Linked DNA regions of Mus musculus: region 1 is linked to region 2. Evidence: chromatin contacts called from ENCODE Hi-C data. All regions are on one chromosome and are shown on one strand. The core of a region is the stretch at or near the end of the contact, and the rest is flanking DNA. Distances in the headings are between cores, read along the strand shown. Region 1 holds the start of Lbr (lamin B receptor). Region 2 holds the start of Tfb2m (transcription factor B2, mitochondrial).

Region 1 (4,821 bases), core at 2,119-4,618, 2.3 Mb after region 2:
CTTACTGGAAAGTAATAAAACCATGAGACAAACTGGGAAAATTAAAAATGTACATTAGTGGGCTGGAGAAATGGCTCAGAGGTTAAGAGCACTGACTGCTCTTCCAAAGGTCCTGAGTTCAAATCCCAGCAACCACATGGTGGCTTCACAACTACTCATAATGATATCTGATGCCCTCTTCTGGTGTGTCTGAAGACAGCTACGGTGAACTTACATAGAATAAATAAATCTTTTTAAAAAATGTACATTAGCATTACTCTAACCTACCAACAAGAAGGACTTCAAATCTATAATGAATAACATATTTGAGGTTTACTTCATAAGGTTTGCATTCTCTGAGTCAAATCCCAAATGCACATCAATTAACTCTGCCAGCCGCCCACCTAAGCTAACGTGTGCACCTCTCCAGCCCACAGCTGACACCTACTCCAACTGTAACATCTTTTACCGCTGTTTCAAAACATGGCCCATGAAACCTTCAATACTTCAAGAAACCACAACTTTCAAGAATTATCATTTACATGAGGTAATATCAAATGATGGCTGTGCTAGGAGCTCTCTGAGGTGTTATTTCTCACTCCGGTGACCAACAGATCCACAGGATAAAAGCCAGTGCTCTGATACCAATGATAAGATAAGCAAGCAGCAGACAGAAAGACTCCTTCACCTGCTGAGCAAGTCTCCATACATCACCCAAGCACACAAAGACACACTCCGGAGGCCAAGAGCTGGTTATGCAACTCTACAGGAACGCTAAAGACTCTTGCAGACTGTGGAATTAAGGAGAAAGTTGCATTACCTACCCCTCCCAAGAAAGTCTTTCTAAATAACATTTCTTCACTGTTAATCCCCTGAAGGAAAAAAAAACAAAAAACAAAAAAAGACTTCCCAAGCTCCATCTGTTTAGACAGACAACAGATGAAAGAAAACGAAAGTGCTTATCTGGTGATAAGAGGTTCATTACTGAGCCTGCCTCAGTCCCCCTAACTTGTGAGATAGCATCTCTGGGATAAGGAGTATGCTTGGGAGCTGTAGGAATGAAGTCAGACTGGCAGAAGCGACCATGAGGGCCCTCGGGAAGCAGGAGAGCACTGGCTCACATCTGCACAAGGAGGAGGGGCACAAAAAAGGAAGGTGACAACAGAAAACTCTGTCCATTTCAACACTCAGTTCCAAGTTGCCCGGGACAAAGAGGAAGGAAATGTGCTGGGCTTCCTTCTCTGAATCCCCACCTCTCTTCCTCCCCAGATCAATTAGGTTCTCCTACTCTTTCCAAAGTTTGAGAAAGCCCACAATGTCTTTCTATATGAAGGTGCCAGTAGGATCTCAAACAACACTTCAAAAACTTGCAATAGGAGCACTTTGTGGCTTGGGGACCGCCTGCATCTTTAAAAGGCCCTGGAACAGATTTATTCTGAACTATCAGAAGCATCCAATCCTTGCCATTCATCCCATCCAGGTACTAACCACGTCTGATCCTGTTTGGCTTCAGAGATCTGATGAAATCCAGAGGATTAGAATGGTATGGCCCTAGACTCACTGCTGTTTCTCTACTGCATCTTGAAGACACCACATTAACTATGAGTCCAACAAAGAACACAAGTCAAAGTTTAAAAAAAAAAAAATTCTATTACTTATTAAATAGTAGGTAATACATAATCAAGGCACCCAGTAGATATTTGAGCCTCAATTTTTCAAAAATATGCCTATAATGTGTAATATAAAATTTGATCCCCAGAAAAAAAGGGAGGAAAAGAACTGAGACTAGCAGGGCATGGTGGCTTTAATCCCATTCTTTGGGAGGCAGAGGAAAACAGACCTCTGTATGTTGAAGGTCTGCCTAGCCTGCACTGTGTTCCAGGACAATAAAGGCTGTGCAGAGATCTTGTCTCAAAAAAACAAACAACAACAACAACACAAACCATGAACTGACACTGATGGTGATATTTTATATAGCATGTGGAGAACGACCTTGTCTTAGGAGACAAAAAAAAAAAAAAAAAAATGGGCTGCCAACAAGATATGAATGCCACTTTGCACAAGATCCACACAGTCAGTGGAAACTACATAACACATCCCAAAATATTGCCCAACAGGAGATAATTATACTGGATAGGACAAGGAGGCTCCAGACTCCCGTGTATTCTTATGCACCCAAGTAACGCATAAGAGACGCACACAGGCTTCCCTAAACAAACAGGTTGTTTGCAAAGAAAAGTCACTCGCTAAACTGTACCCTCAACCACATACCGCAGAAATTCAAGAATCCTCAGGCTTTTTTCCTGTCAACCCAGATTCTTGCTAACCCGAGGGTCATTTGGCACTGAACGCCTCACATATTATGGTACAATATAACACTATGTATCAGTGTGGCCGATTTCTTTCTACGATGCTCCGGTGCGTTACTAAGATCTTTAATCGTTTCCCCCCCTCTCCCAAATTCACTTAATGTGGCAGAAAGAAAAAGCTCAAATGGTGGCTCACAGCTACCCTTTAACACCTGAGCCGGCACAGGCCTGCTAGGCAAAACGCAAACAGGAAGGCGTTCGCAGGGTCTGTGCCCCTTCAGAGCCGTGCAGGAGAAAGCTGGCTGTCCTGGCAGAGTGGCCTTTTCCCTTAATACCCAAAAGCACGCTAATCTTAACAGTCCTTACTCACTCCCGCCCCAACTCCCCAGTCAACGCTCATCATCACCCTCTCTGTCCGTATTAGGTCCTCCATCCCGCGCTTCTCTGTAGCCCCATCTTCTAACCCTCAGAGCAGCTGCTACTTTGTAGCCCCAGATCTAGTCCTGCTCCTGCACCTGAGCCACGGCCCTAGCACACCAAGTGCGCTACACAGGGCGGGCGGGCGCAACGCCAGGCCAGCCCGCCATCGCCGAAGTGCCCCGGAGCAGGCCCTCCGCACCCCAGCGCGCACTGAGTGGCCCTCGAAGCTGCTGGAGGCGCGAGGTCCGCTGTCACCGCGCAGAAGCACTCAGGAGGCCCGGATAGGCGGGACGGCGCCCTGGCAGGAGCCAGAGGCGGTTAACCCCTCCTCCGAAGGCCGCCCGCTTTCCGAGGGCCGGGAAGCCGCGGCGAGCACAGCCCAGCCCGGCCCGGCCGGGGCACCCAACGCGCGCGTCCGAGACGGGGATCGGGGGTTGTCCGCCATCCGAAACCCGCGCTCGACTTCCGGCCCGCGCGGCCCCAGCCTCGCCGGCCGCCCCGGGGAACCCGCTCTCCACACGCGGCGGAGTCCCGCGCCGACGCTCACCTGGCCGCGCTCCGGCGGGAACTCCAGCCACTCCAGGACAGTCACCAGCAGCCAGCGGCGACTCCGCGCGCGACACAGCCGGCCGCGCTCTCGCGCCCCCGAGGTCCCGCCCCTAGCGAGGCTGCCCTGAGCTCCCCATTGGTCCCTCGACCTTTTGAATCATCGCCGGCGCTGGCGATTGGTCGAGGGCCAGTGGCGCGTCCAGCCCGCCCGCTCGTGAGCGTCCGGCGTCCCCACCCGGTTTATCTCCGCAGCCCAGGCACCAAGCCGCGCTTTGGCTCGCGCCCTCCTGCGGAGCGATCTAGGCCGGCGGTCTGGGAGGAGGGTGAAGCTCGCGCGACGCCAGGCAAAAGCGTCCGCTGCTGTCACCCGGCTCTCGGTCCGTGTGTAACCTCGGGAGCCAGCGGGCCGCGCGCTTAGTCCGGCCACGGCCGAAGCCCGCGGGCTTCGCGTCCCGCCTGGACCCGACCCCAGCAGGCCCAGGCCGGAGCCCCCAAACTCCCCCCCCCCCTTACACTTGCCACCACTGGTTGTTTCCTTCCTCTCGGGTTGAGAGTTCAAAGCAGTTCGTTAAAGCTCCCTACTTCGCCGTGCTGTTTTTAAAGGTATTTCCAACATCCCTTATTAAATACATCTGAGTGTCTTCCTGCCTCGGAAGCACTGTGGGTTCAGATGCAAGGCTGAAATAAGTCTTTTCATCCGCAGCGTGGCTTCAGGTGCACAGCGCTGTCACCTTCTCAGCTACAAACGAGTGAGTAAGTGCGTGCCTCGGAGCCCTTCCTAAGAAAGAGTGCTCACCACGATTTGATTTGTCATTGCCGTTGGGGTTGCCCTGGGTGGAAATCTAAACCACAGATGTGTGCATCAAGAAACCTCTAAACGTAAAGTTTGGCAAATCCCTTAAGCTTCAGCTCTTAAAGACGAATCCTACTCCGAGTCCTGCGGCAAATAACACAGGAAAACACCATGGGAAGGATGTCGTTTGAGATAAATTCTACTAATACCAAAGACATCCTTCACTCCTCAAACCCAGAGCCAAGGTTCCGTTGGGTTCCCTCCACAGGACATATAAGCATTTTCACTTACAAAATAAAAGACCAGAGGCGGGGAAACCTTGTAAACTTTGGTTTATAGTTTCTTCAAAAGGACCAGGCCAGTGAGGCTGGAGAGCCAGCTCAGATGATAAAGAACCCTGCCTTGAAAGAATAAGAACTTTGTGAGCACTTGAGACCCTCAGCACTAAAATTAAAACAAGAGGAAGGTGCTCTCAAAAGGCTGTAACTATAATGAAGGGGACAGAGGTAGCTGGGGACAAACAGATCTCCCTGGACTCAGTTGGTAACAGCTAGGATTTTGTGAGACACCCTGTCTCAAAGAGCAAGATGTTGCGCAGTTGGAGAAAGACAACTTACACTAACCTTTGGCCTTCATGTATACACTTGCACACACACACACACACACAAATAAGCCTGTATACGAATTCAACATCATACCTTATATTCACTAAAGATGTTTGTGTGTGCAAGGCATGGGTACATACAGAACTCATTCCTGCTTTTCCTTAAC
Region 2 (4,587 bases), core at 599-3,098:
CAGATTCTTAGGCTCTCTACGTTTGTCATTCGTTCCTCTTGGGCAGAGGGTGAACGCTTCTGACAAAAGAACTCCCGATCCTCTATGAATCAAGGTAGGCCAAAGGCAGTTCTCACACAGAAAGCTTACAGTAATTCTCAGGCCTATCATTTCTTTTGCAGTGAGGTGGTCCTAGCTTCTGTGTCTATCCTGAGAATAGGAGTTCTGCTCTCTAGGGCTTGATTTGAAGAACAGGAGGGCAGAAACACTTTCTTCCTGAAGCTACACCTGAGGGCTTCCAACTGTCCTTTATTCCAAAATACTCACTTATTATTAATGAGTCATGCTTTGAGGTTATCATTTTCGGGGCCCCAGTAGGAACTAGAAAAGAGATTTCAGAACTCCCAAGCTTTCAGAAACTCAACAAGCATGGAACACTCAACAGGTCCTAGTCTTTATAGATATATTACTTTAGGAACATAAAAATATACCTCCAAATGTGGAATAAAAGTCTTTTCACTTTCAAAGGCAACCACTCTGGCACCAGCTTTAAGTAATGCCCCAGTCAGGATTCCAGGACCTGGTATATTAACAGAAAAACTTTATTTGCAAAATAAACAACATACTGTCTGATTCTGTCTCTCCATTTCTATCTGTCTGTCTGTCTGTCTGTCTGTCTCTCTCTCTCTCTCTCTCTCTGTGTGTGTGTGTGTGTGTCTTTCTCTTCCTCTATTTTTAAGACAGGATCTCACTGTGTAGCTCTGGCTGTCCTGGAATTCACTCTGTAGACCTCGATGGCCTCCAACTCACAGATCAGTCTGCCTCTTGCTGGGATTAAAGGTGTGTGCCATTGCATCCGGCCACAGTCACTTTCAAAGTCGACTTTACACAAGCTTCAACGACACAATGTTTCCAGATAACATTCTTTTTGCATATAGAAAACTATGATTAGGCAGTTACCTTGAACCCACAACATCTCAACAGGTAAGCTGTACAGCCTTCTGTCTGTCAGTGACAGCAACACTTACTGTCCTAACAAATGTCACTATTTCCTAGAAGAAAAACAAGTATATAAGATAGTATGTAAGATTGCGACTACCTCTTACTCACGGACTATTTGAATGTTTAGCCATAAAAATTACTGTCAAGTCTAAACGAAATGACTGTCAGTAAGAAGTGATGCTTAAGAAAGAAAAAAATACAATTCAGGGTCAATGAGAACGCTCAGAGGGCAATGGCGGTTGGCGTAAAGCCTGAACACTTCGTTTCAATCATTGAGATCACAAGTGTAGGGCGAGAACTGACTCTCGCTAAGTCGTCTTCTGACCTAAACACGCGCGCATACACAATAAACAAACACTAATTTAGGATATTGGGCACGTAAACGCTAAGGGCAAAGCTTCTGTTCAACTCACCTGGATTGCACTCTAGTATAATTTGACGGGATGGGTTTTGGTGCTCCAGCAGGTCCCGTACCAGGTTCCTGGCCGCTTTCTTACATGCTATGTGACGCGTAGGCTCCGATCGATTCCTGGATGTCCACGGGGACGACTCCTCCAAATCAGAATCAGGCAACGGCTCTATATTGAAGTCAGAGAAGCCGCGGCGGTTCCTCGTTTGCCAGTCCTTCCGCGTCGCCGCTCCGGACCCTAGAATGCAAGATGGGCCGCGGGCCAACGCTGACAGCGCGATCCGCGGGGGAAGCCGCATCGCCGGTCCCCTCATCCTCCTCTAAAGTCCACCTCAAACACCAGTTAAGGTAGCCTCTGCGAAGAACGCAGAGCACCCCATCACACGTGCACACATTTCACCACCACACTAGGCCGGGCGGAAGTAAACATTACGAATGGCGCATGCGAACGACCTAGCCTCAGTCCTTTGCTCACTCGCTTCCGCTTCCGCCTAGGCTCCGCCCCCAGGCTCCTGTGCGTGGACTCTCCGGGTGTGTCCGTGCTGGAACTCTATGGTCGCCCGCCCTCCGCACTTCCTCTCTAGCCGCGGTCTCGCACTCTATGCTCCTCGGTCCGGCCGCCAGCCGGGAGGGTTGCGCAGAGGGAGGCGGGGCGGGAAGGCTAGAGGTGTCCGATCCTCCAGTGCCGCGGGAGACCCGAGCCGGCGGTGTGACAGCTCGTCGGCCGCCATGTCAGCGCGCGGGGCTGGAAACAGACCCGGCGCCCGGCGGTAGCCCTTGCATTGCCTCGGATGCCCAGGTAAGACCAGCAGCCCGGCTGCAGGGGATCAGCCGGCTGGCGGCGACCGCCGAGCTGTGGGGAGTCGCTGGCTCCTCCCCGGGCGCTGTCCTCCCCGGAGTTGCAGCGGGTCCCTCTCGCATCCGCCCCCTCTCGGATCTCCTGTTTTCCCCGCTTTTCTGCGGGTACGCGGTTGTCGCGCGTCGCGCCAATTTCTCCGCGCGCGCTCCCCTCCCCGGGGACCCGGCAGCTTCTACTCCGCGTCGGTGTCTCTGTTCGGTGGCCCGTCGCCTGTGCCAGCTTCCCTGCGGGTAGCTTTTATTTGCCCCCATATACCTTCTTTCCCCTCCACAGCTACCTCTTTGGTTGTCAGGAACCGCCGAGTGCCTCCCTTCTTTCCCTCCCTGTGGGCCAAGATTTACCTTTTCTTTTTAATATGCATGTTTGCAAGACTGAAATTTCAGGCTGAAAAATTTTAATATTTGAAAGCTTAAAATTCCTTCCCATGTTTAAAAGGATTAAAGCCTTAGGAAGCTTCCTTATTCTCTGTGTAAACTTAGTTAAGCACATTGTACCGTAGAATGCAATTTAAAAGGCCGATTGCAAAGACTAAAAATAGGATACTCTAATGGGAATTTTGGCAGTGTTAGAAGATCCTTTTCTTTGAGAGTGATTTCGGTGTTTGGGGATCGTACTCAAAGCTTTGCCCATTATCCCTTCCATCAAGGCTGGAAGCTGCGGCCAATCAACTTCTTAGTTTAAAATATGTACAATCCTTTCTGCTTACTCTGCTGGCAGCATAATTGAGCTTGGCATATAAATGCACAAGGAAAGAGTTTCTCAGGAATGTGTCACCTGCCAAGTAGCCTCAAGATTGCCCTTAGCTAATGAAACTCTAGGGCGGAAAGAATTGACACCTGAAGATGGCCTTTTTTGCATGGTAAGTTAGTACACTGCAGAAGCTATTAACTGTTGTTCACTGATCTTGATTTTGTTAAGTTTTTGTTTTGTTTTTTAACATCCTTTCTTTATTGAAATTATTCTTCCCAGGCATGGTGGTAAAAGTCTGTGCTCCTGGCATTCAGGAGGCTGATTACCCACCAGTTGGAGGCCAGCCTGGGATGCATAGAGTTCAGGGCTAGTTTAGGATATAGTGAAACCATGTCTCAGGAAAAGAAAAAAAGCAAAGGTGACCCCCCCCCATTGGCATTTTGATAAACTCAGAAGGATTCTAGACTTGCACCCCTCCCCAGAGCTATATTTTAACAATTGAATATGGCAGAATGATTTTTATAATTTTTATTAATTAAATAATTAATTAACTTTACCTCACGATCCTTGCCTCCCCTGCCTCCTCTCCTCCCAGTCCCTCCCTCAGAATGATTTTTAAAAAATATCAGAGCAATAACAAAATTTACTTACCCAGTATATTCTTGAGTTTTTCATTTTTAAAATAAGCCTCTTAAGGCAAGGGGATTGTAGCTCAGTGGTAGACCACTTCGCACGTATAAGGCCCTGAATTCCAGACCTAGCACCATTTTTAAAAATTTCACAATGCCTGTGGACCACAGCCTACTCAGTCCAAGGAAACTTGGGGCAGGGTTTATTTTCCTTTTGAGTGGTTGGCGTTAGGAAAGTTATATTTATCATTGTCCTTCTTTGTTAGGGGTCAAAGCCTGGGCTTTGCACACGCGCTGGGCGAGTGCTCTGCCCTGGAGCTACCTCCCCAGCTCCCTGTTTCTGTTTGTGTATGTGGTATGCATGTGTGTGCCTGTGTAGTGTGATGTCACGTGACTGTCACTGTCCACTGTTTTGTTGAGACATGTTCTGTTCCTGACCCTGGAGCTCAGATCCTGCTGGGCTGGCTGTCCGTCAGTGTCCACGGCTCCGTCTGCCTCCATCCTCCACGCACTCAGGTTATGGGTGTGGGTCTTTGGGGATCAGGACTCAGGTTTCCATGTTTTCTCTGCAAACGCCTTCCCGCCTGAGCCCCCACCCTTGGTTAACTCAGCATCCCTGGCACTGCAGGCCTTTGCCATGTGCCTAGTTGTTTCCCTCTGCATAGAGTTAATGGTATACTTGTCTGCATTTGCAGGTACTCGAGCAATACAGAAAGCACCCACCCCATGTCCATTTCACTTTTAAAATGAATCTTAGAGTCAGCATTTAGACCTACATTTTTAGAAAAGCTTAATTAAAGTTTTTTTTTTTTCACAAATTGCTTAGCAGTTGGGGCTTTTGTATCTTGTGCAATTTTTGTGCCTTTGAAGTAATTTTTCTTTCTAATAGTGCCTGCTGGTTTCTTTATGGCTGGTTTTAAATTATTTTTCTTATTAAGTTATCATAATCAGATTGCTTGAGAACGGAAACTACTGGTTTCTCTCTTTTTTTTTCTTGTAGCTTTTAAATGAGAATTGAA

Evidence for each region. A loop is a pair of places that touch in the nucleus more often than their neighbours do.
Region 1: a map of regulatory T cell shows a loop between it and region 2 (8-fold over the local background). The contact joins the promoter of Lbr here to the promoter of Tfb2m in region 2. A Hi-C loop is called at or near these places in 2 of 37 maps with a recorded cell type or tissue (regulatory T cell and v-Abl transformed pro-B cells).

Annotation. Positions count from the first base shown.
Region 1 is chr1:181,839,033-181,843,853 of GRCm38, forward strand. It overlaps Lbr (lamin B receptor), which reads right to left and starts at 3,369. Exons shown (of 14, transcript NM_133815.2): 1 at 3,256-3,369.
Region 2 is chr1:179,544,428-179,549,014 of GRCm38, forward strand. Tfb2m (transcription factor B2, mitochondrial) reads right to left here and starts at 1,849. Exons shown (of 8, transcript NM_008249.5): 1 at 1,395-1,849; 2 at 471-559. The coding sequence starts at 1,704. Cnst (consortin, connexin sorting protein) reads left to right here and starts at 2,102. Exons shown (of 11, transcript NM_146105.3): 1 at 2,102-2,189.